Regions from separate parts of the Mus musculus genome. Here region 2 is linked to region 1. Evidence: chromatin loops called from intact Hi-C (ENCODE). Cell type or tissue: left cerebral cortex. All regions are shown on one strand.

Evidence for each region. A loop is a pair of places that touch in the nucleus more often than their neighbours do. Peaks named below come from ENCODE experiments on the same cell type or tissue, not always from the same donor. Only the 100,000 strongest peaks of a DNase experiment are listed, where the experiment ranks them.
Region 2: it touches region 1 in a loop (3-fold over the local background); 4 of 42 quality-filtered maps call a loop at or near these places.

What each region holds. Positions count from the first base shown.
Region 1 is chr10:46,005,407-46,007,906 of GRCm38, forward strand. No RefSeq gene overlaps it. Among named protein-coding and RNA genes, the nearest start is that of D030045P18Rik, 200 kb to the left of the region's middle. In left cerebral cortex, no CTCF peak of the experiment used is centred here; DNase peaks (open chromatin) are centred at 1,102 and 1,736.
Region 2 is chr10:45,683,527-45,686,026 of GRCm38, forward strand. All of the region lies in intron 19 of Hace1 (HECT domain and ankyrin repeat containing, E3 ubiquitin protein ligase 1), which reads left to right. Among named protein-coding and RNA genes, the nearest start is that of Hace1, 110 kb to the left of the region's middle. In left cerebral cortex, no CTCF peak of the experiment used is centred here; a DNase peak (open chromatin) is centred at 1,528.

The DNA.
Region 1 (2,500 bases):
CATTATCAGAACATGATGATGTTTCTCCATTTCCAATTTTACTGATAATCTCCCAGTCTGCATGTATGGGTTTCTTTCTTGATTAGGAATTTGCACACAATGCAGCAAATAAACTCAAGGTCAAGATCACCCTCTAACCAGTGATCTTGACCTTGAGTTTATTTGCTGGAAAAACATGGGTTTCATGTAGTTCCTATGACTTTTGGTAAGTGAAAACAAATGAGAAAAGCTGGCAATGCACCTTGAATGGCCATATGTTAGGGAACTTGCTAGGGCCTGTGCAAAGAAGACAGGAAGCTACATCATCCCAGCTCAGTGTGACACTTAGGACGAAAGAGCATTTGCTCCAAAAATCAAGCTAAATTTACTTATGCCAGAAAGACCTACCTCAGGAGCAAAGACACAAGGGCGAACCTATTTGAGAACAGAGACAGACTATTTTCAATATCAAAGAAAGGTCTTTGATAGTCTTTCTTTACAGCTTAGTGCCTCTTACTCAGAGTAAGGCCCCAGCTGATGGTGAGGAAATGGATGGCTGAATGAAGAAATTCTCCAGTCATACCAGTGCACGACTTTAAGTAGTTGCATGTGCATGTTTCAATAAGATGAGAATAATTCTCCTGGCTAGGCTTTACTTTCATCAGTAATAATTAGCTCCCTCTATACCAGCAGTTCTCAACTTGTAGGTTGTGACCTCATTGTGGATGTTCATTGACCTGTTTACAAGGGTTGCCTGAAGCCATCCAAAACCACAAATATTTATATTATGATTCATAACAGTAGCAAAATTATGGTTATGAAGTAGCTAGGAAAATAATTTTATGGTTGGGGGTCGCCACCACATGAAGAACTGAATCCGAGGGTCACAGTGTTAGGAAGGTTGAAAAACCACTGCTCTAGGCTGTGTTTGTCTGATCAATGATTTCCAACTGATTTTAACTTTTAGAACATGTATGTCTGATTGGGACCAGAATGTCAAGAAGTAGACCATTCATAAAAAAAGAAGTGTATCATTTATATAAGACAGCTTCACAATGGGTGGAAACAGAACTTGCTGAGATTATGCTGTCTCTATATAGCATTAGAGAAAAGCTATTTCTTCCCTCTAATTATGCAGCTTGGATGACGCTCTGGGATACAAACTACTTGGAGCTTAAGAGAGCACACAGCAGCTTGAGTCAGTATTGTCAAATGAATGTACAAATGAATAGCAATAAAAGCAAATAATAAAACGTTTTTTTTTCTTGGCATTTAATTCAAATATGCTACAGCACAAATGTGTTATTTGAATTCCTTTCACATGTAATTAAACTACACAGAGAGAAAAATCTGGCAAACTGAAGGCCAGGGAAGGACAGATAAAAGAATAGACAATTCCTCAGAGCATTTTATCAGCTTGCCATCATCCCCTCTGTATTTTGATAAGAAGGAAAAAAAAGTCTAGTATTTGAAGGTCTGGTGAAAGGCTCCATATAACTGTATAAATGTGTTATTAATTGTAGGAGCAGAATTTTAGTTTCAAACTGTACTTTGTGCTCTTAAAAATACAGTAATAATTGTGGAAGACAGCCACCTGCAGAGCTTTTCTGGTGGCTTCTGACCTGCCCTACATCGTTAATAGAGCTAGTCTTACTAACAGGGTTGATGTCATACCAGTTTCTTCTGTCTCACAAAATTATTTAAAGATGTGTCTTTAACCACCCCCACAGTGCCAAGCTGCTCTATAAATGTCAGTTTTCTGCCATGAGGAGAATTATCTTAGATAATGTCACACCATCTCTTGAGATGTTAATCTTTGTGCTTTCTTGTATTTGACCCTTCCTTTATTCAGCTGTAGGTATTTCCATTGCCCTGGGGGATCAAGATTCATAGCAGAGGTGCAAAGAGGAAAGTTACAGTAGGAACAGTACTTTTGAAAGTTCAGCCCTTTGATAGTTTACATTTCGTTGAGAAAGGATCATAGATAGTCTGAAGAATTGAAGTCTTCCAGTGTCCGGAATTCACTGGGTTCTGTCTGAGCTGCCCTTAAGATACTGTCTTTATTCAGGACCTCAGAAGAATCCTGACAATGCGAGTGAGAAAGTCTCTGGGTTTCCAGAGGGACAGTGATGCCTACGAAGCAAAAAAATGTTTCCAGTATGAATTTTTTTTGAAGGCTAGAAAATGTTCTGTAAGCTCCACACTAGCTCTCTGCAGCCTTCCAAATCCATGATGAAACATCAGCCTCAACAGTGACTCTTGCTTTAATTGGCAAAGAGGATGTCTTTAGATAACAATGATATTTCATTTTGGAGGTAAGTCTTCACATGTAAAGGAACTGTTCTTCTAAGATTATGATGCATTCTCACTGGCCAAAGGGAAGTCATCATAGACCACACAAGGACATCAGGTCCATTTCTTACACGTTCTACCCACAACAGAACTCTGGTTCCATTCGGATCCCTGGCACTCATTGTCTGCTGCATCCTTGAGTAGTTTCACCAAGAGTTGGTCCTTTGAT
Region 2 (2,500 bases), 320 kb before region 1:
AGTTTCATGTCTCCCATTAAGATTTTTCTTGTGTACATGTGTATGTATGTATGGATATTGTCTATGTACATGCATAGTGTAGGGTATGTGTGCATGGGAGCCTTAGTCCCTGGAGACAGCATCTCTTACTGAACAGGAGCTGGCCCTAGTGATCCTTTTTGGTTACAGGGCCAGCTTTTCATTAGTGTGCTGGGATCAGGTCCTCATATTTGCACAGCAAACCCTGTTACCCACTGAGCTACTACTTCCATAGCGTGAATGCTTTCTAATTTGATATGGTTTCAAACAGTAGTTATCAAATAACACTTTTAAGATAACAAAATCAAAACCTTAACAAGAAAGTAATTCTTGCTTAGGAGCGATAGGATGTTATATAGCATCTTAAGCATGTTTTCCTCTTTTATTAATAAAGATTCTTTTTTATACATTATATTATGATTACAGCTTTCCCTCCCTCTGCTCCTCCCGTTTCCTTCCCACGTCCCCTCCCTTGCTGACCCACTCCCTTTCTGTCTCACATTAGAAAAGAACAGGATTCTCAGAGGTAGCGACAAAACATACCAAATAAAATACAATAAAATAAAACAAATGCCATCACATCAAATTTAGACAAGGCAAACCAACAAAAGGAAAAGAGCCCCAAGGCAGGCACAAGAATCAGAGACCCACTCATTCACACTCCCAGGTGGCCTGTAAAAATCTAAACTGAAAGCTATAGTATAAGTGCAGAGGACCTGGGGCAGACCCATGCAGGCCTAGTTCTTGCTGCTTCAGTCTCTGAGCTCACATGAGCTTTGTCCAGTTCATTTAGAGGACCTTTTTCTCTTGGCTTCTCAACTCTGGCTCTCACACTCTTTCAGCTTCCTCTTTCTCAGGGTTCCCTGTACCTTAAGCATATTAGTGGTATAAATAGTAAATGAGTCTGGAGCATGGTAATGCATTCAGTGAACAGTTTGGGTGAGAGTAGACATGAACTAAACGATGATTGGATGCTAGTAAGGAATTGACACTTGTGCTGTTGTCACTGGCAGGTGTTAGGTAGGTATGTGTGTGTGCATGCTTTCCTAGGTCAAATCCTGGAGATTTAGAATTTATTACTGTTTGATTGTTAAATGTTAAATAATGGCCTGATTAGTTCCTGAATAATACCTTTGAGTATTCCTGTGTAATACTTTGAGTAGCGGGCAAGTAGGAGTCAGGGATATTGGTGGATTGGAAACAGAAGTGGCTGTTTTCCTTGTGCCAGGTTATAGAAGTTGCCAAATGTGCTCTAGGAGGATCATGAAGAACCAATCTACTCTTGACATTTCTGTAGCCTCAGAGTTATGGAAAATTCAGAGTATTCAGTCTTGTATTAACATACTGGCTCAGTGCCTTTGAAAGTATCAGATTAGTGCCAGAAAAACAGAAGGAAACTAAAGCAAACATGTTTGCTTCCTCTTACTGAGGTAAAAACTCAAAGAAACTTGGGAGATGAAAGGTTTATTTTCCTCACAGGCCATCACTGAGGGAAATCAGGCAGGAGCTTGAGGCAGAAGCTGATGCAGACCACAGAGGAATACTGCCTCCTGGCTTGCTCAGTCTGCTTCTTATAAACCCTAAGTCAGTGTTCCCAGAGCTGGTACCCCTCAAGCCTCACAGACATCCTATTGGCCAGTCTGAGGGCAGTGTTTTCTCAGTCAGCTTCCCTCTTCCCAGGTGACTTGCTTGTGTCAGGCTGACAGAAACCTAACCACTATTAGAGCAGGCTTTCTTTATTTTGTGTGTAGAGAAATCATTTCTGGTTGTTGAGAAGTATATGTAGTATTTGCATCATAATTTTAAACAAAAAAATTGACTTAGAAGCATTTATTTAAAGAACACATAAATGACCAAACATCTGATACTTTGTGTGCACATATGATAATTTTGTACCAAACACATTTTTTAGTACTTGCTGAATTTTAAGTGAGTCTGCTTCCTGTGAGGAAAATGTGGTTTAAAATAAAATGCATTATAATTCTAATGTTTAGAAAACTAAGGCAGAAAGATTGTAGATTTAAGAAAATCCTAGGCTACTTAGTGAGATCTATTTCAGAAAAAAAAAAGAAAATTAAGAAACAATTTAAAAAGTAGATAAAATAAGCTTTTTTGTTTTGTTTGTTTTAATTTTGGCTTTTAGGACAGGGCTTCACTGTGTAGTCCTGGGAAACTGCTCTGTAGATCAGACTGGCCTCGAACTCAGATTTCTACTTCCCTCTGCCTCCCTGCCTCCCTGCCTCCCTGCCTCCCTGCCTCCCTGCCTCCCTGCCTCTGCCTCCAGGTGCTAGGATTAAAGGAATGTGCCAGTTTAAGCTGTTTTAACTCAGAATCGAGTTGGCTGTAATTAAAATTAACTACACCCAGAGTATTTTGGTGGATGTATGCGTTTGTTTTATAACATTTATTGAACATAAGGTAGCAGCTCTTTTTTTTTTTTTTTTTTTTTTTGCACGTGGGACTATATGCTGATAAAACCTTT